Regions from separate parts of the Homo sapiens genome. Here all the other regions are linked to region 2. The links are chromatin loops, found by intact Hi-C in ENCODE. Cell type or tissue: chondrocyte. All regions are shown on one strand. Region 1 holds the start of TPRX2 (tetrapeptide repeat homeobox 2). Region 2 holds the start of EHD2 (EH domain containing 2). Region 3 has its middle 14 kb from the start of C5AR1.

Region 1 (8,000 bases), 150 kb before region 2:
CAGGGATTTGACTGAGAACAGCAGTACTCAAGCTTTGCACACTGGAATTGCCTCAGAGCTTTAAAACATACTGGTGCCCCACCCCACCAACCTCACTATTTTTTTTTTTTTTTAAGAGATGGGGCAGGCCAGGTGCTGTGGCTCAAACCTGTAATCCCAATGCTTTAGGAAGCTAGATGGGAGGATAGCTTGAGCCCAGGAGTTCGAGACCAACCCAGGCAACATAGCAAGACCCCATCTCTACAGGAAAAAAATTAAAAATTAGCCTGGCTTGGTGGCACATGGCTGTAGGCACAGCCACTAGGGAGGCTGGGATGAGAAGACTGCTTGAGCCTAAGAGTTCAGGGTTGCAGTGAGCTATGATCACACCACTGTACACCAGCCTGGGTGACAGAGTGAGACCCCATCTCAAAAAAAGAAAAAAAGAAAAAAATCAGGCCAGGTGCGGTGGCTCACGCCTGTAATCCCACTACTTTGGGAGGCCGAGGCGGGCAAATCACCTGAGGTCAGGTGAGGTCAGGAGTTCGAGACCAGTCTGGCCAACATGGTGAAACCCTGCTCTACTAAAATTACAAAAAAAAAAAATGAGCTGGGCGTGGTGGCAGGCGCCTGTAATCCAAGCTACTCGGGAGGCTGAGGCAGGAGAATCACTTCAACCCAGGAGGTGGAGGCTGCAGTGAGCCTAGACCGTGCCATTGCACTCCAGCCTGGGCAAAAAGAGCAAAACTCCATCTCGAAAAAAAAAAAAGAAAATCAGAAACTAGATCCAGAGACCTAGGATGAAGCAGGGTGTTAAAGCAAGAGGTTCTGGCCTGGCACAGTGGCTCACACACTTTGTAATCCCAGCACTTTGAGAGGCTGAGGCAGGAGGATCACATGAGATCAGGAGTTCAAAACCAGCCTGGAAAACATGGTGAAACCCTGTCTCTACAAAATATACAAAAATGCCAGGCTTGGTGGCTTATGCCTGTAATCCCAGCACTTTGGGAGGCTGAGGCGGGTGGATCACAAGGTCAGGAGATCGTGACCATCCTGGCTAACACGGTGAAACCCCGTCTCTACTAAAAATACAAAAAATTAGCGGGCGTGGTGGCGGGCGCCTGTAGTCCCAGCTACTAGGGAGGCTGAGACAGGAGAATGGCGTGAACCCGGGAGGTGGAGGTTGCAGTGAGCCGAGATTACGCCACTTCACTCCAGCCTGGGTGACAGAGCGAGACTCCATCTCAAAAAATAAAAATAAAAATAAAAAAATTAGCTGGGTTTGGTGGTGGCAGGCGCCTGTAGTCCCAGCTACTCAGGAGGCTGATGCAGGGGAATCGCTTGAATCCGGGAGGCAGAGGTTGCAGTGAGCCAAGATCGAGCCACTGCACTCCAGCCTGGGAGACAGAGTGAGACTCCCTCTACAAAAAAAAAAAAAATTGGCCCTTTTCCCCCTCTCTCTGATCCTTACAAGACAATGACATTTCTACCTGCACTGCCTCCATCTCCATCCCGGAGCATGCAGGGCAGTATTAGCTTGAACTTGACCCATTTGTCGAAGGTACAATGAACTGTTCTCATACGTACCCTGAATCCTTTCTTGTTATGCTTTTTGGCTACAGGCAGGAAAACAAGAGAAATTCTTGCTCTTGCCAAGACAGACATGGGGAATTTCGAAGGCCCGCCTTCTGAACGTCACCTCGTCCCCTCTTCCTTGGTCCAGTGAGAAGTCCAGATGCTTCCCTTGGGGATGCCCAGAACACAGCCTGGGATGATGAGGAGAGGCGGGAGAGCTTCCTAGGAGATGGTAAAATTCCCTTGGAATTTTCGGTTTCCAAAGGGAGTGAAGGGGGCTGCTTGCTTGGGTGAAAAAGGAGGGAAATTGAATGGAGAAGATATAGCCGGGGGCAGTGGCTCCTGCCTGTGGTCCCAGCACTTTGGGAGACATGGGCTGGAGGATTGCCTGAGCTCAGGAGTTCGAGACCAGCTTCAGCAACATGGAGAAACCCTGTCTTTATCAAAAAAAAAAAAAAAAAAATAGCCAGGCACAGTGGCATGCACCTGTAGTCCCAGCTACTCAGGAGGCTGAGGTGGGAGAATTGCTTGAAACTGGGAGGCGGAGGTTGCAGTGAACCGAGATCACACCACTGCACTCCAGCCTGGGTGACAGAGCAAAACCCTGTCTCCAAAAAAAAAAAAAAAAAAAAGAATTGAGGCCAGGAGCAGTGGCTCATGCCTGTAATCCCAACACTTTGGGAGGCTGAGGTGGGTGGATCATCTGAGGTCAGGAGTTCAAGACCAGCCTGGCCAACATGGTAAAACCCCATCTCTACTAAAAATACAAAAATTAGCTGGGCGTGGTGGCTAGCCCCTATAATCCCAGCTACTAGGGAGGGTAAGGCAGGAAAATAGCCTGAACCTGGGAGGTGGAGGTTGCAGTGAGCCGAGATTGCATCACTGCAGTCCAGCCTGGGCAACAGAGCGAGACCCTGTCTCCAAAAACAAGAAGAATTGAGGAGATTAAAAAGAGAGGAATTCTGTTCTACTTAATCCATTCACTTTCTGTTCAGCTAATCAGGGCATGTGCAAACTCCATCTTCATTCATTAACAAACTAATCCGTGGCCCGGCCTGGTGACTCATGCTTGTAATCCCAGCACTTTGGGAGGCCGAGGTAGGTGGATCACCTGAGGTCAGGAGTTCCAGACCAGCCTGGCAAACATAGTGAAACCCCATCTCTACTAAAAATATAAAAATTAGCCGGGCGTGGTGGCGGGCACCTGTAATCCCAGCTCCTCGGGAGGCTGGGGCAGGAGAATCGCTTGAACCGGGGAGGCAGAGGTTGCAGTGAGCTGACATCGCGTCACTGAACTCCAGCCTGGGTGACAGAGTGAAATCCTGTATCCAAAAAAAAGAAGAATTGAGGAGATGAAAAAGAGAGGAATTCTGTTCTACTTAATCCATTCACTTTCTATTCAGCTAATCAGGGCACATGCAAATTCCATCTTCATTAATAAACTAATCCATTTTCCATTCATTGATATGCCTGCAGGGCCCTGGAGCACCACCGTCCCTCCCCTAGGCCCAGGATGTGATTCTGAATCTACAGTCAGACTGGACCACCTCTCCCCCATGCCCCCAGAATGTCCACAGGGGCTCCCTCGCCTACAATAGATGGATTAGATTCCTCCCTACTCTTCCCACACTGTCAGAGTCTGACTGGTGTGAAGTTCCGGTGTTTTTGTGTGTATTTTACTACCAGGGTCGGCTAGATAAGGAGGAGCTTTCATTACATCCTGGAAGTCTGTCCCCCGCACACACGCACAGCCGTCCTCCCTTCCCCCAACATCTGATCTAATTCTCTCTCTGCTTTGCTGAGGCTGGCCTGGCCTAAGAGGATTAGAGCATTTGCTAAACGGGACCAGGACAGGCAGGGTCAGAGAACCCGCTGTGGGGAGACCCAGGGCCAGGATGGCCACTAGGGGGCGGCAGAGGAAGCGAGACGCGGAGAGGGGTGTGGAGTGCTGAGGAGAGGCACTCGTCGGCTTAGCAGCAATCAATGTCCACAAAGTAACCATGAAGTTTTATTCATTTTTAAATTTACAATGTCCAGCTAAGTTATGAGAATTCAAAAGAATTGAACTAGGTTCCTGGAAACAAAATAAACAGATCAACTGAATTCTATGTGCAAGACAAACATTTTTTTAAAATAAGAAATTTAAAATACCATGTAAAATATCAGACAATAATAAAAATGAAGTGCAAGAAATAAATCTACAGAAAGATGCATGCAAGAGCTCTGTGATTAAATAATAACATTTCAGCCAGGCACGGTGGCTCGCGCCTGTAATCTCAGCACTTTGGGAGGCCGACGGGGGTGGATCACCTGAGGTCAGGAGTTCAAGACCAGCCTGGCCAACATGGTGAAACCCCATCTCTACTAAAAATACAAAAATTAGCCGGGCGTGGTGGTGTGCTACTGTAATCCCAGTAAGCCCAGCTACTCAGGAGGCCGGGGCAAGATAATCACTTGAACCCAGGAGGTAGAGGTTGCAGTGAGCCAAGATTGCACCACTGCACTCCAGCCTGGGCGACAGAGCGAGACTCTGTCAGAAAAATAATAATAATAATAACAATAACAACATTTCATGAAGAACCTTTGTAAAACACCGATTGAATGAATATAAATAAGTACTAGGTCGACTAGACTTTGTAAAAATTTCAATTTCTCCCAAAAACACTTCTAAATTTCATGTCATTCCAATTAAAATTCCAACAATTTTCTTGAAGAAACTTGAAAGCTCAAGTCTGGGCAACATGGAGAAACCTTGTCTCTACAAAAAATACAAAAATTAGCCAGGTGTGGTGGCCCACACCTGTAGTTCCAGCAAGTCAGGAGGCTGAAGTAGGAGAATCACTTGAACGTGGGAGGCGGAGGTTGCAGTGAGCCAAGATGGCACCACTGCACTCCAGCATGGATGACAGAGTGAGACCCTGTCTCAAAAAAAAAATAAACTTTTATAACAGTTTTTGTCCATCAAGTCTGATTTTTAAATTGAGTTTTTTCTTCTACTGAAGAATGAATCTGCTGATGAATGTTTTGAATGCTATGCACAGTGATCTACTTAACAAAAGCAAGAAGACGAACCACATAATAGGAGATCCTCGCAGAATATTAACTCCCAATGGAGTTTTATTTTAAAACATCGTGGCCGGGTACAGTGGCTCACACCTGTAATCCCAGCACTTTGGGAGGCTGAGGCAGGCGGAACACTTTGAGGTCAGGAGTTCAAGACCAGCCTGGCCAACATGATGAAACCCCATCTCTACTAAAAATACAACAATTAGCCAGGCACGGTGGTGGGCACCTGTAGTCCCAGCTACTCAGGAGGCTGAGACTCTAGAGAATCACTTGAACCCAGGAAGCAGAGGCCGCAGTGAGCCAAGATCGTGCCACTGCACGATAGCCTGGGTGGCAGAGCAAGGCTTTGACTCAAAAAAAAAAAATTATAAACATTTGTAAAGAAATCAACTACAAAAAATGGGCCAAAAAGACCATGAATAGTCACTATTTAATAAAAATGAGAAAATATTCAAAAAAAAAAACGAAAAATAGTCACTATTTGAAAATGCCTAATACCCATATGAGAATTTCTCAATCTCTCAATCATCAGGGAAATGGATATTACAACCACAACAAAACCACAAGTCACTGGATCGACAAACATTAAAAAGTCTCACAAGCCTCAGTGTTGGGGAGGACATTGACCAGAAGGAGGGCTGGGAAAAGCCCTTAACAAAGCTCTCAAGCGGCATCCACTAATGCCAAACATCCCAGTGAGCAGCGACTCCAGTCTCAGCAGAGAAACGCTCAGGCTCAATTCAAATGACAGGCAGGCACATTCACAGCAGAGCCACCTGTGATGGCTGCACAGTGAAGACAGCAAATGTCCACCTGCAGCAGGGTGGGTAAAGGGTGATGCATTCACTGCAGAAAGTCACCAGCAGTGTAGATCAGCCACTCCAGGCCCTCTGGGATCTGAAGAACTTTGCAGGCACAGGCCCCCTATAAATCCAGTAATGACCTGGGGACTGAGTGATTTTTGTCCACGAAGCCATCCTCCTCTTTGTACTGAGACGTCGTGGTGGAGAGTGAGGATTCCTCGAACCGGTCTAGGAGCGGGAGCAGCTTGGTGAAGTCAGGGTATAACTGGGTGTCTGGCGACAAGTTGGAGGCATAGGGGCTCTGAGGCCACAAGGCGCCTGGGGCTGGGGTTGGGAGTGATCCTGGGCCTGGCATCAGGGTTCGGCCTAGGACTGGGTCTGGGATTGGGCCTGGGCAAGAGATGGGGGCTGGTATTGGACCGGGGATCGAGACTGACAGTGGGCCTGACATTGGGCCTAAATTCGGGGCTGGGCCTGGGACTGGGCCTGGGATCTGGGCTGGGCCTGGGATAGGGGCTGGGATTGGGCCAGGGCCTGGAGCCGGGACAGCCTTGAGGCCCTCCTGTGTTCCACACTCAGGGCCACCCCAGGTCCGGGGGAGGCTGTAGATCTTCGGTTCTGCTGCTGGGAGGACTCCCCAGGGGCCCGGCTGAGGGGAGATCCAGGAACCCCTGCCCTGCGGGAACTCAGGACCCCCAGGGAAGGAGGCAGCGGCTACAGGGACTAGGGGCGCAGCGCGGGCTCCTCGGCCTCTCTGCCCAGGGACGCGCTGGGGCTGCTGCTGGAGCCGCCGCTCCCGAGCTAGTTTGGCGCGGCGATTCTTGAACCACACCTGGGGGGCAGAGGGGACAGGGAGAAGGTGTGAAGGAGGGACTCGCGCGGCCCGGGTGAGCCGCTCGGGGGCGGCGCCGGCCTCAAAACTCTCCCGGTGTTCACCCCCACCCCGCACCCACCATATGAGGGCCCCCGGCTCCCAGGCCTGGAGAAGGGAGGGAAGAGGGAGGGGAAAGTAGGGGGAGGAGGGTGGGGTGGGAGGGGAGGAGCCGGGTCTGCCGCCCAGGTGCCCGGGGGGCCAGGGAGGGTTCCAGGGGAGGGACCGCGGGTTCTCACGGGTGCCTGAGGTCCGGGCACCGGGAGACCCCGTGGGGGACAGCCTGGGCCGATCATGTGGGCGAGTTTGGGCTAGCATAGAGTTGGAACAGGACTCAGGATGCAGCCCGGGTCTACACTGGCGGGACCCCTTGCGTGGCAGGGCGGGAGGTGGTCGGGCGGGCCAGGCCCCGGTGAGTGACAGCGGTGGGGAGGCTCCTTGGGGTGACTGGGGCGGGCGGGGTGGGGGTGGGGGTCAGACCTGCAGCTGTTGCTCCCTGAGGCTGAGCATCTCCGCCAGATTCAGTCGCTGGTCGTAGTTCGGGTACTGGTCCTTCTGAAAGTAAAATTCTAGCACTTTCTGCTGGCTTTCAGTGTAGACCGTGCGCTCCTGCCGCTGTCTCCTTGGAGGGTCCAGGGCCAGGGGAGGGCCTGGGGGTGGGAGGGAAACAGGTCACAGAAACCCCCAGGCAGCCCCCAGCCCCCCTAGGGACCCCGTCCCCTGCGCCAGGCCAGGAGCCCAGGCAGTGTGGGCTGGGGCGGCACCGCGGATAGCAGCCTGGTATCCAGACCAGACCTTGCACCTCTCTGGGCCTCAGGGTCCACATCTAGGAAATGGGCGCGATAACAGCTCCTGGGAAGGCAGGCAGCGTAGGCGCCTCACCTCGGAGCAGACGGGGCTGCCTCAGGCCTGCTCAGCCCTCCCCAGCTGCCCCGTCCCCTCCCATCCAAGGGTTATAGGGACCCTGACACTTGCAGGGGAGCCGCCACCTGCCCAGTCCTCTGCTCCACTCAACTGCATGGTTTAATTTCTTTCCTTCTTTCTTTTTCTTGGAGGGGATCTCGCTCTGTCACCCAGGCTGGAGTGCAGTGATGTGATCACGGCTCAAGTCAGCCTCCACTTCCTGGGCTCAAGGAACCCCCCGCCTTAGTCTCCCGAGTAGCTGGGACCACAGGTGTGCACCACGACCCCTGGGTAATTTTTGTATTTTTGCTAAAGACGGGTCTCCACTATGTTGGCTCGGCTGGTTTCAGAGTCCCGGGCTCAAGTGATCCTCCCACCTTGGCTTCCCAAAGAGCTGGGATCACAGGCGTGAGACTCTGCGCCCAGCTGCATGATTTTTCATTTCCCAGACACCACTAAGTTCTCCCCCGTCTGCAGGACAGGAAGCCGCCCGCACAGGCCCAGCCCTTCTCTGGCTGCCCAGATTTGCACTCTGCAGCCTCAGCCACAGGATCAGCCCAGGCCCCTCACACCTCTGTCCCTGCTCACCTTGGAGATGACCAGGGTCTTGCATCCTGAGTCCTGATCTGTTCCCAAACACAAGTGTGTACTGACAAGGGCTTGGCTCTTAAATCACTTCTCTGCTGTGCCCACCCTGGCCCACCCTGCCAGGACCCTCCGTTTCCCACCCTGCCCTGCAGTCCCGCCCCCTGGAGGAGTTGAATGGTGGATTAATCCCTCATCACTGATCAGGTACTGCCTGC
Region 2 (8,000 bases):
CCGGGCACGGTGCCCTCAGTGTCCCCGTGCATGACGGCCACAAAGCAGTCGGTGGTGGGCTCAGGCCCCACGCGGGAGCCGGGCACCTCCTGCTCCAGCAGGTACTGGATGAAGCTGGTCTTGCCCGTGCTGTACTGGCCGGCCACCAGCACCATGGGCTTGCCGTCGAAGTCTGCGTCCTCCAGGGCCGGCGAGTGGAAGGCCCCAAAGCGGTAGTGCTCCTCCAGCGGCAGCAGCTTCGTGCGGTACAGCTCCTTGAGGGCCGAGGTCACCGTGCGGATGGCCTCGGGCTGCTGGCCCCGTGCCCCGCCCCGCTTCAGCCAGCTGAACATGGTGGCTGCACACCGCTCACGGGGTTCACGGAGAGACGTGCAGATGGAGAGCTGCCTGTGGGAGGGGGAGAGGGCATGAGCATAGGCGGCCCAGCCAAGGAGGAAGAAAGGGGTCTGAGTGTAGACTGTCTGGGTGACAGGATGGGTGGAGGAGGAGGAGGAGCACAGATATTTGTGGTCACAAATATGTGGTCACAGAGCATGGATGGCAGGTGGCAGGAGGAAGAATGGAATTGGGCCAGGCGCGATGGCTCACACCTGTAATCCTAGTATTTTGGGAGGCTGAGGTAGGAGGATTGCTTGAGGTCAGTAGTTGAAGACCAGCCTGGGTAAAATAGTGAGACCCCCATCTCTACAAAAAAAATAATTAGCTGGGCATGGTGGTGCATGCCTGTAGTCCTAGCACTTTGGGAGGCTGAGGCAGGAGGATTGCTTGAGCTCAGGAGTTCAAGGCTGCAGGCTGCAGTGAGCTATGATCATGCCGCTGCACTCCAGCCTGGGCTACAGAGTAAGACCCCATCTCAAAAAAAAAAAAAAAAAAAAAGGCCAGGCACAGTGGCTCATGCCTGTAATCCCAGCACTTCGGGAGGCTGAGGCAGGTGGACCACCTGAGGTCAGGAGTTTGAGACCAGCCTGACCAATATGGTGCAATCCTGTCTCTACTAAACATACAAAAAATTAGCCAGGCCTGGTGGTGGCCACCTGTAGTCCCAGCTACTTGGGAGGCTGAGACAGGAGAATCACTTGAACCCAGGAGGCAGAGGTTGCAGTGAGCCGAGATCCCGCCACTGCACTTGACAGAGCGACACTCCATTTCAAAAAAAATAGGGAGATCGTAGCGAACCAGCTGAAGGAGGAGAAAGATTAATGGTGACATGGTTGAAGAAGGGGGATTGATGGTGGTAGTGGAAGACCAAGAGATGGACAAGGCGAAGGATGCAGAAGCTGCCTGGAAGAAACGGATTCCTTAATCGCTTCATTCATTTCTTCCTCCCTTCTCCCTTCCATCATTTGACACCTTTTCACTGAAATCACTCACTCCATGCTTCAGGCACTGTGGACCCAGAAATGAGCCAGAGATCATCCCCTACCCACCCAGGGCCCCCAGTAAGGACCCAGACACATGCCAGACATCCAGAGGAGGGCATGAGAAACAGACCACAGCACCAGTAAGACTCAGGGCAGGGTTGACTTTTGAGCTGCTCCATGAAGAGCAGGCAAGACAAGGGGATTTAGGCAGAGAGGACGGTGCGTGCAAAGGTCTGGGGATGTGAAAGGTCCTGGTGTACTGGGAGCCATGAAACATCTGGGTAGGTGGCCAGACACAGGGGCACAAAGAGGAGGGGTGAGAAATGGAGCTGAGAAGGTTGCCTGGGTGCACCCAGGTCATGAGGGCTGTTGGGTGTTAACAAGAAAAATAATGCAACATTTATGATCACTGCATGCCAGGTACTGTACTAACTCACTTAACATTTATAACCCTGTAAAGTAGGTCTATTATCATCCCTGCTTTGCTTTGCTTTTCTTTCTTTTTATTTATTTATTTATTTATTTATTTATTTATTTATTTATTTGGAGATGGAGTCTCACTCTGTAGCCCAAGCTGGAGTGCAGTGATACAATCTCAGCTCACTGCAGCCTTCACCTCTGGGGCTCAAGGGATTCTCCTGCCTCAGCCTCCCAAGTAGTTGGGACTAGAGGCATGCACCACCACACCCAGTTAATTTTTTTTTGTATTTTTAGTAGAGATGGGTTTCACCATGTTGCCCTGGGTGGTCTCGAACTCCTGAGCTCAGGTGATCCACCCACCTCAGCCTCCCAAATTGTTGGGATTACAGGTGTGTGCCACCATGCCGGCTCATCTCTGCTTTTTTAACAAGGCAAAGGAGGCTCAGGAAGACAGCAATAAATTACCCAAGATCACTTAGCTGGAAAATGCTCAAGCTGGGACTCAAACACAGGCAGCCTGACCTCAGAGGTTGCAATCCTATTATAGGTCTAAAGATCTGAGTTAGGGAGGTTAGCCATGACCAACCCAGGAGCAATGAGCACCTCCAGCACCCAGACTGTGTTCTCTATCTTCCCTTACTAGCCTTTTATTCACCGTAGGATCTGTAGTGATGTCCCCTCTTTCATTCCCGATATCAGCCACAGGTGTGGGTATTTGCTTTTTTTAAAAAAGAAAAACAAAAACGATTGCTCCCCGTTGATGCTTATGATTTTACTGATCTTTTCAAAGAATCAACTTTTGGTGAGATGGGAGTCTCTAAATACCATTCCCCACTAAAAGAACCTGGGACTCCTTAGAGAAATGGTGGATTCCAGGGCGGGGGCAGGGAAGAACAAGTGAGCCTGGGTCAGAAGGTGAGGAAGTGCTCAAAGGCCGATAGGGCATGTTACAGGGACAGAGGACCCAGCTTGCAGGGGTGCCCAGTGGCCAAACATGGGGCAATTTGAGCATCAAAATAACTGCAAATCAAATATGCTAAAATCCATAAAATCATGAGACTTAAAAGGGGTGGCCAGGGAGTAGGGGAGATAAAAGCAAAAGGAGTTCGTAAAGGAGTGGCAAGAATGGAAAAGAGAGGCAGGATCTGGGATGTGGGCAGAGGGAGAGGGCTCTGGGCGGTGTCCCAGGCAGGGAGGGCCCTGAGAGAGAGCTGGGGAGAATGCTATCAGCGGTGGCCGATGGAGCTGGTGAGGCAGGAGAGGGGCTCTTGAGTGGCTGGAGGGACCAAGTTAGCTGATATGGATGAGGGCGTGGAGGGAGACCCTGCAGAGAGGATCTCTTCTAGCCCAGGGGATAGGGAGGGGTGTTGGGGGAGGATGGAGGAGACTGGGGGAGTGTGAGAGGCTGCGAAAGACTGGAGGAAGAGTGGGAGGAAGAGTGGGAGGAGTGGGAAGAGTGGGGGACATGGTTACAGACTGGGGGGACTGGTGAAGACTGGGGGACACCTGGGGAGACCGTTACAGACTGGGGACAGGGTGGCAGGGAGCAGGGGTCAGGCATGAGGAACCAGGGCAGGCTTGGGCGGGGGTCGGGAGGCGACAGCTGCGGTGCTGGGAGCACTCACCGACGGGGCGCGCTGGCGGCTGCAGCGGGCTGGGCAGGCTGGGAGAGGGTGGGGTCCCGCGAGGATCCGAAGCGCCCGCGGAGCGGCCTGTGCTCGCGGTCCCGTCCGGAGCCGTCTGAGCCGGGTGGGGCCCGGAGCGGGGAGGACGGGAGGGAGGACAGGAGGGAGGGGCGGGACGAGGCGCCCCCCTCAAAACCGGGCGCCCGGCCTCTGGCGCCCCCTTGTGGGGAGTGGGGAAGACGCCTTAGCACGGCGGGCGAGAGCTCCAGCGTCCAGCCTGGGGTTCGAATTCCGCCTCCACCTCCAGCGTTGGGCTGCTCCCCAGTCTGTCTCTCTTCTTAACACGGGAATCACAACAGCAGCAGCAATAATAGTAACAATAACAGGTCGGGCGCCCTGGCTCACGCCTGTAACCCTAACACTTTGGAAGGCCAGGGTGGGAAGATTGCTTGAGGCCAGGAGTCCAAGACCAGCCTGGACAATATAGCGAGACCCCATGTCTATTAAAAATAATAATAAATAATAAAATAATTTAGCCAGGCACAGGGGTGCACACCTGTGATCCCAGCAACTTGGAAAGCTGAGGTGGGAGGATAGCTTGAACCCAGGAGGTCAAGGCTGCAGTGAGCTATGATTGTGCCACTGCACTCCAGCCTGGGTGACAGAGCGAGACCTCACCTCTAAAAAAAATAATAGGACGGGGCGCGGTGGCTCACGCCTGTAATCCCAGCACTTTGGGAGGCCGAGGCGGGTGGATCACTTGAGGTCAGGAGTTCAAGACCAGCCTGGCCAACATGGTGCAAACCCATCTCTACTAAAAATACAAAAAAATTAGCTGGGCGTGGTGGCGGGCGCCTGTAGTCCCAGCTATTTGGGAAGCTGAGGCAGGAGAATCACTTAAACACAGGGGAGGTGGAGCTTGCAGTGATTGCGCCACTGCACTCCAGCCTGGGGACAGAGCAAGACTCCATCTCAAAAATAAATAAATAAACAAAAATTAGCTGGATGCAGGCACGCACCTGTAGTCCTAGCTACTTGGGAGGCTGAGGCTCCCAAGTTCCAGAATCACTGGAACCCAGGAGGCAGAGGTTGCAGTGAGCCAAGATCACGCCACTGCACTCCAGCCTGGGTGACAGAGTGAGAATCCATCGCAAATAAATAAGTAAATATAATATTAATATTAAAACTTAAGGGAGTTGATGAAACTTCTCAGCTGACAACCCTCCCTGGCTCTCCTCTCTCTCAGAGTAAAAGCCGAAGTCCACACCAAGGCCCACAAAGCCTAGCATGATCCACCTACATCTCCCCTGTCCCCCTTCCTCAGGCGGCTCCAACCGCCGTGGCCTCCTCACCATTCCTCAGACACACCCCCAACCCTCCAAGTTCATGGCCTTTGCACTTGCTGACTCCTCTCCATGGAGTACTTTCCCCATAGGGATCTGAATGCCTCACTCTCTCCCCTCCTTCAGGTCCCTGCTCAAATGTCACCTCCTCAGAGAAGTCCTCCAGGATCACCCTGGCTAAGGTAGAACCCACTCTCTACCTCTTATCACTGCCCTATTTTTCTCCACAGCCCTCCCAACCACTCTGCATATTCCACATTTCTCTGCCTAAGGGACTGTCTTTGCCCTGAGAACATGAGCCCCGTGAGGGCTTTGCACAATGCCCAACTCCCTGCAGGGGCTCAGTAAACATTTGTAGAAACAATCCCTAATGTTGACTGAGCCATTCCTATGTGCAGGCACCGCTCTGAGCTCTTTGCATGCATGTATTAGCTCATCGAACCCTCATCATATCTCCAAGAAACAGGAGTTTTGGGGTTTTGGTTTTTGTTTTTGTTTTTGAGACAGTCTTACTCTATCGCCCAGGCTGGAGTGCAGTGGCACGATCTCAGCTCACTGCAACCTCCGCCTCCTGGGTTCAAACTATTCTCCTCCCTCAATCTCCCCAGTAGCTGGGATTACAGGTGCATGCCACCACACTTGGCTAATTTTGTTTTGTTTTGTTTTTTTGAGTCAGAGTCTCGCTCTGTCGCACAGGCTGGAGTGCAGTGGCACGATCTCGGCTCACTGCAAGCTCCGCCTCCCGGGTTCACGCCATTCTCCTGCCCCAGCCTCCCGAGTAGCTGGGATTACGGCGCCCACCACCATTCCCGGCTAATTTTTTGTATTTTTAGTACAGACAGGGTTTCACCATGTTAGCCAAGATGGTCTCGATCTCCTGACCTCGTGATCTGCCCGCCTCGGCCTCCCAAAGTGCTGGGATTATAGGCATGAGCCACTGCGCCCGGCCTAATTTTGTGTTTTTAGCAGACAAGGGGTTTCACCATGTTGGCCTGGCTGGTCTCGAACTTCTGACGTCAAGTGATTTACCCACCTCAGCTTCCCAAAGTGCTGGGATTATAGGCATGAGCCACCATGCCCAACTGAATTGTATGCTTTAAATGGGTGAATTGCATGGCTTCTGAATTATATCTCAATAAAACTGATATTATATATTATATTATTATAATTATAACATTTTATTTATTTTTTCTATTTTTTTTGGAGGTAGACTCTTGCTCTGTCACCCAGGCTGGAGTGCAGTGGCGCGATCTTGGCTCACTGCAACCTCTGCCTCCCGGGCTCAAGCGATTCTCGTGCCTCAGCCTCTCGAGTAGCTGGGATTACAGGCATGCACCAGCAGGCCCAGCCAATAACATGTTACTATAATATTACTATTATATATATAATATATAAAAGGTCTGGAGCTTAATGATAACTTACGTTAATGTTGTTACTGCTAGGAGACAGGCCCTGTTCCAAAAGCATCACCTAAATCATCTCCCTTCCCCCAGGAGGGCAAGTCCTGTTATTATTGTTATTATTATTATTATTGCTATGTCTCAGATGGGAAAGTTGAAATACAAGGAAGTAAAGTCTCAGAGCTGGGTGCAGTGGCTCATGCCTGTAATCCCAGCACTTTGGGAGGCTGGGGCAGGGGATTGCTTGAGGCTAGGAGTTCAAGACCAGCCTGGGCAACATAGTGAGACCCCATCTCTGCAAGATAAAAAAAATCTAAAAATTAGCCGAGTGTGGTGGTGCACACCTGTGGTCCCAGCTACTCGGGAGGCTGAGGTGGGAGGATTACTGGAGCCTAGGAGGCCGAGGCTGCAGTGAGCTGTGATCGCGCCACTGCATTCCAGCCTGGGTGAAAGAAGAAGACCCTGTCTCAAAAAAAAAGAAAGTAGAGTTTGGCCTGCCAAGGTGTGGAAGAACTCGGAGTTGAGCCAGAGTTGTCTGATGGGAGAGTCTTGTTTCACTTCTACCCCAGGGCTTCTCAACCTGTTGCAAAACATTCTGGAGGATCGGCTGGGCGCGGTGGCTCACACCCGTAATCTCAGCACTTTGGGAGGCCGAGGCGGGCGGATCACAAGATCAGGAGATTGAGACCATCCTGGCTAACACGGTGAAACCCTGTCTCTACTAAAAATACAAAAAAATTAGCCGGGCGTGGTGGTGGGCGCCTATAGTCCCAGCTACTCTGGGGGCTGAGGCAGGAGAATGGCGTGAACCCGGCAGGCGGAGCTTGCAGTGAGCCGAGATCGCACCACTGCACTCCAGCCTGGGCGACAGAGTGAGACTCCGTCTCAAAAAAAAAAAAAAAAAAAAAAATTCCGGAGGATCTGTGAACTTAGATGTGGGGGGAAAAAGACAGCTGGAGTTTTCACTAAAATTCAGAGTTTCTGTCAACCACAAATGTTAGCAGCAAAGCACAGCGTCATCAGCAGGACCTGGGTCCCCGCCACCCAGAGGAATCACTGATGCGTTCATCGGTTTGCAGTTGTGGATTTTTTTTTCTTTTTTCTTTTTTTTTTTTGGAAACAGAGTCTCACACTCTTTCCCAGGCTGGAGTGCAGTGGTGCGATCTCAGCTCCCTGCAACCTCTGCCTCCCAGGTTAAAGCGATTCTCATGCCTCAGCCTCCCCAGTAGCTGGGACCACAGGTGCCTACCAACAAGCCTGGCTAATTTTTTGTATTTTTTAGTAGAGACGGGGTTTCACCATGTTGCCCAGGCTGGTCTTGAACTCCTGAGCTCAGGCAATTCACCCGCCTTGGCCTCCCAAAGTGCTAGGATTACAGGCATGAGCCACCGCACCCAGCCCAGTTGTGGATATTTTCAGCGATTGTATACACTCATCGCTCACTGGCCCCACAGCCAGCTCTCTCTAATGAATGCATTGAGGCAGGTTGGCTCACAGCCCAGTCTGCCATGTACTACATCTTTGGGGCCTCAGTTTCCTCACCTGCAAGCTGGGCCTATTAGTTCCCACGCTGGGGCTGCTGTGAGGACCAGATATGCTAACCCATGCGGTTCCCTGTTTAGTAAAGGTTGGTCACTGCTGTTCTGTTCTTCCGCTCGCCTGCAGGCAGTCAGCCTTGCAGAACTGAGTCCCGGAGCCCGTGGAAATTGTGGACGAGTCCTTGTGAGTAATCAGGAGGGGTCTTTCAGGAGAGTCTCTCCGAGAGTTTTGTGATCCAAGGATGTTAAGAAACAGCCATTTAGGCTGGGCGAAGTGGCTCACACTTGTAATCCCAGCACTTTGGGAGGCCGA
Region 3 (8,000 bases), 420 kb after region 2:
TGTGCCCATGCAGTTATCCGACCCTGGCCTGACCAACTTACCAGAAACTCTAGCACCACGGGGGGTCTGAGTAAGGCCCAGAGGCCGCAATAAGCACCGGGGGAGGGATACAGGCAGGAGGAAGCTGGAGGATGCGCCAAGCTGAGGGCATCTCAAAGGCGGGCAGAAAACATCAGCACCAGCAATAATAATAAAAATAGGGCCGGGTGGCTGGGCCTGGTGGGTCATGCCTGTAATCCCAGGACTTTGGGAGGCCGAGGCGGGCGGATCACGAGATCAGGAGTTCGAGACCAGCGCAGCCAACATAGTGAAACCCCGTCTCTTCTAAAAATACAGAAATTAGCCGGGTGTGGTCACACACGCCTGTAGTCCCAGCTACTCAGGAGGCTGAGGTAGGAGAACCACTTGAACCCAGGAGGCAGAGGTTGCAGTGAGCTGAGACCATGCCACTGCACTCCAGCCTGGGTGACAGAGCAAGACTCCATCTCAAAAAAAATAAATAAATAAAATACACAATTTAGCCAGGCATGATGTCACTCGCCTGTAATCCCAGCACTTTGGGAGGCCAAGGCAGGCAGATCACGAGGTCAGGAGTTCGAGACCAGCCTGTCCAACATGGTAAAACCCCATCTGTACTGAAAATACAAAAATTAGCCAAGCGTGGCGGCATGTGCCTATAATCATAGCTACTCGGGAGGATGAGGCAGGAGAATTGCTTGAACCTGGGAGGCGGAGGTTGCAGTGAGTCAAGATCATGCCACTGCACTCCAGCCTGGGCGACAGAGCAAGACTCCGTCTCAAAATAAATAAATAAATAAAATACACAAATCAGCCAAGCATGGTGTCACGCACCTGTAATCCCAGCTACTGGGGAGGCTGGGGCAGGCGAATCACTTGAGCCCAGGAGGCAGAGGTTGCAATGAGCCGAGATGTCGCCATTGCACTCCAGCCTGGGCGAACAGAGCGAAACTCCATCTCAAAAATAATAATAATAATTTTAAAATAATAGTAATAATCATAGTGCTTGCTCAGGACCAGGGGCTCTTCTAAGCCTTCATAACCAACAAAGTAGGTGGAGATGAGACGTGCAAGCTCACAGAATGCAGAATGGAGGCCAGGCGTGGTGGTTCATACCTGTAATCCCAGCACTTTGGGAGGCTGAGGTGGGAGGATCACTGAGCTCAGGAGTTCGAGACCAGCCAGGCCAACATAGCATGACCCCATTTCTACAGAAAAAAATTGTTTTTGGCCAGGCGCGGTGGCTCACGCCTATAATCCCAACACTTTGGGAGGCCGAGGTGGGCGGATCATGAGGTCAGAAGATCGAGACCATCCTGACTAACGCGGTGAAACCCCGTCTCTACTAAAAATACAAAAAATTAGCCGGGCGTGGTGGTGGGCGCCTGTGGTCCCAGCTACTCGGGAGGCTGAGGCAGGAGAATGGCATGAATCCAGGAGGCGGAGCTTGCAGTGAGCCGAGATTGCACCGCTGCACTCCAACCTGGGCAACAGAGCAAGACTCCGTCTCAAAAAAAAAATTGTTTTAAATTAGCCAGGCACAGTAGCACACACCTGTAGTCCCAGCTACTCAGGAGGCCGAGGTGGAAGAATCACTTGAGCCCAGGAGTTATCCGACCAGCTGCAGTGAGCTGTGATTGTGCCACTGCACTCCAGCCTGGGCAACAGAGTAAGACTGTGTCTCTAAAACAACTAAAAAAAAAAAAAAATACAGAATGGAAGCTGATATTATTACACTGAAAATTCTAGAATTCTCTAATTCTAAAGTTGTAAGTGTTTAAGAGTGTGATTCGAGTCGAATGTTGCTTACCTGAGGCTGAGAAGGGAAGGTGGGAGGGAGACATAAAGAAAAATGGGTTAATGGGTACAAAAATACAGTTAGAACCAGATGCAGGGACTCACACCTATAATCTCAGCACTTTGAAGGCCGAGGTAGGAGGATTGCTCGAGGCCTTGAGTTTGAGACCAGCCTGGCCAACATGGCGAAACCCTGTCTTGATTAAAAATACAAAAATTGGCCGGGCACAGTGGCTCACACCTTAATCCCAGCACTTTGGGAGGCTGAGGCGGGCAGATCACGAGGTCAGGAGATCGAGACCATCCCGGCTCATATGGTGAAACCCCATCTCTACTAAAAATACAAAAAAATTAGCCGGGCATGGTGGCGGGTGCCTGTAGTCCCAGCTACTCGGGAGGCTGAGGCAGGAGAATGGCATGAACCTGGGAGGCAGAACTTGCAGTGAGCTAAGATCGCACCTCTGCACTCTAGCCTGGGCAACAGAGCAAGACTCCGTCTCAAAAAAAAAAAAAAAAAAAAAAAAAAAAAAAAAATTAGATGGGCATGGTGGCACATGCTTGTAATCTCAACACTTTGGGAGGCTGAGGTGGGGAGATCACTTGAGGTCAGGAGTTCAAGACCAGCCTGGCCAACATGGCTAAACTCCATCTTTACTAAAAATACAAAAATTAGCTGGGAGTGGTGGCGGGTGCCTGTAATCCCAGCTATTTAGGAAGCTGAGGCAGGAGAATCACTTCAACCCGGGAGGTGGAGGCTGCAGTGAGCAGAGATTGCACCACTGTACTGCAGCCTGAGTGACAAAACAAGACTCTGTCTCAAAAAAAATACAAATAATAAAATAATGAAGATGCTAACCTGAGCTGGCTTGAGGAACAGGGCAAACGGGTCCAGGTGGGGAGTCCCCTTCAGTTACCCAACTTTAAGGCCATAGCCCCCTCGCTACCAAAGTGTGTTTTCTCGATCCGCATCATCAAGCTTCCTGGACATGTTAGAAATGCAAGATCTTGGCGGGGCGCAGTGGCTCACGCCTGTAATCCAGCACTTTGGGAGGCCAAGGCAGGTAGACTGCCTGAGGCCAGGAGTTCGAGACCAGCCTGACCAACATAGTGAAACCCTGTCTCTACTAAAAATACAAAAAATTACCTGGGCGTGGTGGTGGGGGCCTGTGATCCCATCTTTCACTCGCGTCCGTGTGAAGACACCACCAAACAGGCTTTGTGTGAGCAATAAAGCTTTTAATCACCTGGGTGCAGGAGGGCTGAGTCCAAAAAGGGAGTCAGCGAAGGGAGATGGGGTGGAGCTGTTTTATAGGATTTGGGTAGGTAAAGGAAAATTACAGTCAGAGGGGGTTGTTCTCTGGCTGGCAGGGGTGGGGGGTCACAAGGTGCTCAGTGGTGGAGCTTTTGAGCCAGGATGAGCCAGGAGAAGGAATTTCACGAGGTAATGTCATCAGTTAAGGCAGGGACTGGCCATTTTCACTTCTTTTGTGGTGGAATGTCATCAGTTAAGGCAGGAACAGGCCATTTTCACTCCTTTTGTGATTATTCAGTTACTTCAGGCCATCTGGATGTATACGTGCAGATCACAGGGGATATGATGGCTTAGCTTGGGCTCAGAGGCCTGACACCATCTACTCGGAAGGCTGAGGCAGGAGAACTGCTTGAACCCAGGAGGTGAAGGCTGCAGTGAGCCGAGATCACACCACTGCACTCCAGCTTGGGTGACAGAGCGAGACTCTGTCAAAAAAAAAAAAAGAGAGAGAGAGAGAGAAGGAAAGAAAGAAGAAAGAGAAGGAAGGGAGGGAGGGAGGGAGGAAGGGAGGGAGGGAGGGAGGAAGGAAGGAAGGAGGGAGGGAAATGCAAGAGCTGTGGTCCTGCTCCAGCCCTGCTGAATTAGAACCTGCATTTTAACAAGACCCCCAGGTGATTCCTGGTCACCTTTAAGGTATAAGAAGCGCTGAATGAGTACGTCACCAGGAGACACTGGCCGGTTCCCTTCCTGCTATCATCATGTAGATGGCGCCCCCTTGTGGAGATTTTATTGAGACAAGGTTTGGCTCTACCGCCCTGGCTGGAGTGCAGTGGCGAGATCTCAGCCAACTGCAGACTCGAACTCCTGGAGCAATCTTCCCACTTCAGCCTCCCGAGTAGATTGGACTACAGGCACGCGCCACCATGCCTGGCTGATTTTTTTTATTATTATTGGAGAGATGAGGGGGTGTCTCGCTATATTGCTCAAGCTGGTCTTGAACTGCTGGCCTCGGAGATCCTCCTGCCTCAGCCTCCCAAAGCACTGGGATTGCAGTCATAAGCCACTACACCCAGCCAGCCTTCTTCCTTTATGGCAGGGGGTCTATCTCTTGTTGGATTTGATCATGGGTGCGTGATTTGTAATCAGCTGAAAATCTGAAAGCACGGCAGAGATGTTTTCTTGGAAATAAGCAATTTGTATTCTTTTTTTTTTTTTCTAGACAGAGTCTTGCTCTGTCACCCAGGCTGGAGTGCAGTGGTGCAATCTCGGCTCACTGCAGCCTCCACCTCCCGGATTCAAACGACTCTCCTGCCTCAGCCTCCCGAGTAGCTGGGTTTACAGGCGTGTGCCACCATGCCTGGCTAATTTTTGTATTTTTAGTAGAGACAGGGTTTTGCCATGTTGCCCAGGGTGGTCTAGAATTCCTGACCGCAAGTGATCCGCCTGTCTGAGCCTCCCAAAGTGCTAGGATTACAGTCATGAGCCATTGCACCTGGCAATTTTCTCCATTTTAATAAGCCCTCCAAGAAGGTAACAAGGTCTTGTGGGCAAAGAAATACATATGAAACTACATCAACATCTACAGAAGAGTGGCAGATTTGCTTGGGTTCCCCAAACGCAGATTCTGAGACAATGACTTGGGTGATGGCAGTTTATTTGGGAGGTGATCCCAGGAAGCAGGAGTGAGTTAGAGAACCAAGTCAGAAACAAGGCCAGGCGCAGTGGCTCACACCTGTAATCCCAGCACTTTGGGAGGCCAAGGCAGGCAGATCACCTGAGGCCAGGAGCTCGAGACCAGCCTGACCAACATGGTGAAACCCTGTCTCTACTAAAAATACAACAATTAGCCAAGTATGCTGGCGGGCGCCTGTAATCCCAGCTACTTGGGAGGCTGAGGCAGGAGAATCTCTTAAACCCGGGAGGCGGAAGTTGCACTGACCCAAGAACACACCACTGCACTCCAGCCTGGGCGACAGAGTAAGACTCCATCTCAAAAAAAAAAAAATAAGAAAGAAATGAGAGAAAAGCCAATAAGCGCGTGCTGATCAGTGCGTCACAGCTGGGGGAAACCGGGGCTCAATACGGCTGGGGATGCTCTGAGAAACCAAGCAGAAAATACCTCCGAATCTTCCCACTGAAGGATGAGGAGTGGGCCGGCGTGGTGGCTCAAGCCTGTGATCCCAGCACTTTGGGAGGCCAAGATAGGAGGAATGCCTGAGGCCAGGAGTTCATGATCAGTCTGGGCAACATAGTGAGATCCCATCTCTCAAAAAAAATTTGTTTTTCATTAGCCAGACATGGGGCTTGTGCCTGTAGTTCCAGCTATTCGGGAGGCTGAGGAAGGAGGATCATGAGCCGGGCACGGTGGCTCACACCTGTAATCCCAGCACTTTGGGAGGCCGAGGCAGGTAGATCCCTTGAGGTCAGGAGTTCAAGACCAGCCTGGCCAACACCGTGAAACCCTGTCTCTACTACTAATACAAAGAAATCAGCCGAGCCTGGTGGCACACACCTGTAATCCCAGCTACTCACAAGGCTGAGGCAGGAGGATTGCTTGAACCTGGGAGACAGAGGCTGCAGAGCCGAGATCTCACCACCGCACTCCAGTCTGGGTGACAGAACAAGACTCTGTCTCAAAAAAACAGAGGCCAGGGCGGTGGCTCACACCTGTAATCCCAACACTTTGGGAGGCCAAGGTAGGAGGATCACGAGGTCAGGAAATCGATACCATCCTGGCCAACATGGTGAAACCCCGTCCTGGCCAACATGGTGAAACCCCGTCTCTACTAAAAATGAAAAAAAGAGCTGGGCATGGTGGTGCACGCCTGTAGTCCCAGCTACTCGAGAGGCTAAGGCAAGAAAATCGCTTGAACCAGGGAGGCAGAGGTTGCAGTGGGCCACGAGCCAAGATCATGCCACTGCACTCTGGCCTGGTGACAGAGCAAGACTCTGTCTCAAAAAAAAAAAAAAAAAAAAAAAGAGGAAGATCTCTTGAGCTCAGGAGATGGAGGCTACAGTGAGCTATGATCACACCACTGCACTCCAGCCTGGGTTAGAGTGAGACCATGTCTCTAAAAAATAAAAAAAATGAAAATTCAAATTTTTTTTTAAATGTAGGCTGGCCAATTGGACTTCATCAAAATGAAAAGCTTTTGCATTTTTTTCTTGAGATGAAGTTTCGCTCTTGTTGCCCAGGCTGGAGTGCAGTGGCACAATCTCAGCTCACTGCAACTTCCGCCTCCCAGGTTCAAGCGATTCTCCTGCCTCAGCCTCCTGAGTGGCTGGGATTCAGCCCTGAGCCACCACACCTGGCTAATTTTTTGTGTTTTTAGTAGAGATGGGGTTTCACCATGTTGGCCAGGCTGGTCTCAAACTCCTGACCTCAGGTGATCCACCTGCCTCGGCCTCCCAAAGTGCTGGGATTATAGGCGTGAGCCACTGCATCCAGCCAGCTTTTGCCATTATTATAAAGGCAATTTAAAAATAAATAAAATAAAAATGAAGGAGGAAGTGGCTGGGGCATTGATGCAGCAAACTCGCCTGGCCTTTAGGGAAGAGCTTCCCAGGGGCGTTACAAAGGAAGACATTACACATCCCCACACTTTTGGGGTGCACCTGGGGTCCAAGTAGGTTCCATGGTGCCAGAGAAAACCGAGAGGAGAGGGCTAGGCCCGGTGGCTCATGCCTGTAATCCCAGCACTTTGGGAGACCAAGGCAGGCAGATCACTTGAGGACAGCAGTTCGAGACCACCCTGGGCAACACGGTGAAACCCCGTCTCTACTAAAAATACAAAAATTAGCCAGGCGTGGTGGCACGAGCCTGTAGTCCCAGCTACTCAGGAGACTGAGACAGGAGAATTGCCTGAACCCAGGAGCCAGAGGTTGCAGTGAGCCGAGACTGCACCACTGCACTCCAGCCTGAGTGACACAGCTAGACCGTGTCTCAAAAAAAAAAAAGAAAAAAGAAAACAAATTGGTTTCTCTACTTCACCTCTAAATCAATGCTCAAAAAAAAAAAACCCTCAAAATTATCAGTTTTGTTTTTTGGATTTTTTGCGTGTTTGGTTGTTATTGGTAGAGACTAGATTTCACCATGCTGCCCAGTCTGGTCTTGAACTCCTGGGCTCAAGCAATCTGCCCGCCTTGGCCTTCCTAAGTGTTGGGATTACAGGCGTGAGCTGCTGCGCCTGGCCATAAACTACCATAGTCTTAAGAAGCAGTGAATTGTTACCTTTTCTGAGGCATATAATTGCCAGCATACCCAGGAGGCCCAAATATCTCAGTTGGGCTTGGAAGAAACTATTCCCAATGAAGTAGAGCTAATAAGGCATGTAAACTACACATAACAAACATCCTCAGAGAAATGACGGAGGATAATGGCAAGTCGAAGCGAGAAGAGGAGGTTATGAAGCAGAAGCTAACGGGAGATGAGGGATATGAAAAACTCAATTATTGAAATAATTATGTGTTGGATGGTGTATCAGAGGGCAGAATAGACAGGGCTTTAAAAATGAATAAATGAGGCCAGGCTTGGTGGTTCAGGCCTGTAATCCCAGCACTTTAGGAGGCTGACACGGGAAGATCGCTTGAGCCCAGGAGCTCAAAATTAGCCTGGGCAACACAGCGAAAGCCCATCTCTATAAAAAAATCAAAAAATTAGCTGGATGTGGTGGTGCACACCTGTAGTACCAACTACTGGGGAGGCTGAGGTGGGAGGATTGCTTGAGTCCAGGAGATCGAGGCTGCAGTGAGCTATGTTCACACCACTGCACTTCAGCCTGGCGCGGTGGCTCACGCCTGTAATCCCAACACTTTGGGAGGCCGAGACAGGCGGATCACGAGGTTAGGAGATGGAGATCATCCTGGCTAACATGGTGAAACCTTGTCTCTACTAAAAATACAAAAAATTACCTGGGCGTGGTAGTGGGCGCCT

Evidence for each region. Peaks named below come from ENCODE experiments on the same cell type or tissue, not always from the same donor. Only the 100,000 strongest peaks of a DNase experiment are listed, where the experiment ranks them.
Region 1: it touches region 2 in a loop (5-fold over the local background); 8 of 110 quality-filtered maps call a loop at or near these places.
Region 3: it touches region 2 in a loop (5-fold over the local background); 26 of 110 quality-filtered maps call a loop at or near these places.

What each region holds. Positions count from the first base shown.
Region 1 is chr19:47,859,057-47,867,056 of GRCh38, reverse strand. TPRX2 (tetrapeptide repeat homeobox 2) reads right to left here and starts at 7,822. Exons shown (of 3, transcript NM_001397347.2): 1 at 7,786-7,822; 2 at 6,775-6,944; 3 at 5,336-6,255. The coding sequence starts at 7,810. The coding sequence ends at 5,545. It overlaps LINC01595 (long intergenic non-protein coding RNA 1595), which reads left to right. Exons shown (of 4, transcript XR_936006.3): 2 at 1,602-1,786; 3 at 2,550-2,652; 4 at 3,031-3,767. RefSeq lists enhancers at 2,380-2,879, 2,880-3,381. In chondrocyte, CTCF peaks have their summits at 3,222 and 3,443 (motif pointing right); DNase peaks (open chromatin) are centred at 3,451 and 6,048.
Region 2 is chr19:47,708,945-47,716,944 of GRCh38, reverse strand. EHD2 (EH domain containing 2) reads right to left here and starts at 3,523. Exons shown (of 6, transcript NM_014601.4): 1 at 3,407-3,523; 2 at 1-387. The coding sequence starts at 332. RefSeq lists a silencer at 3,547-3,646. In chondrocyte, a CTCF peak has its summit at 3,626 (motif pointing left); no DNase peak of the experiment used is centred here.
Region 3 is chr19:47,292,152-47,300,151 of GRCh38, reverse strand. No RefSeq gene overlaps it. Among named protein-coding and RNA genes, the nearest start is that of C5AR1, 14 kb to the left of the region's middle. In chondrocyte, a CTCF peak has its summit at 3,858 (motif pointing left); no DNase peak of the experiment used is centred here.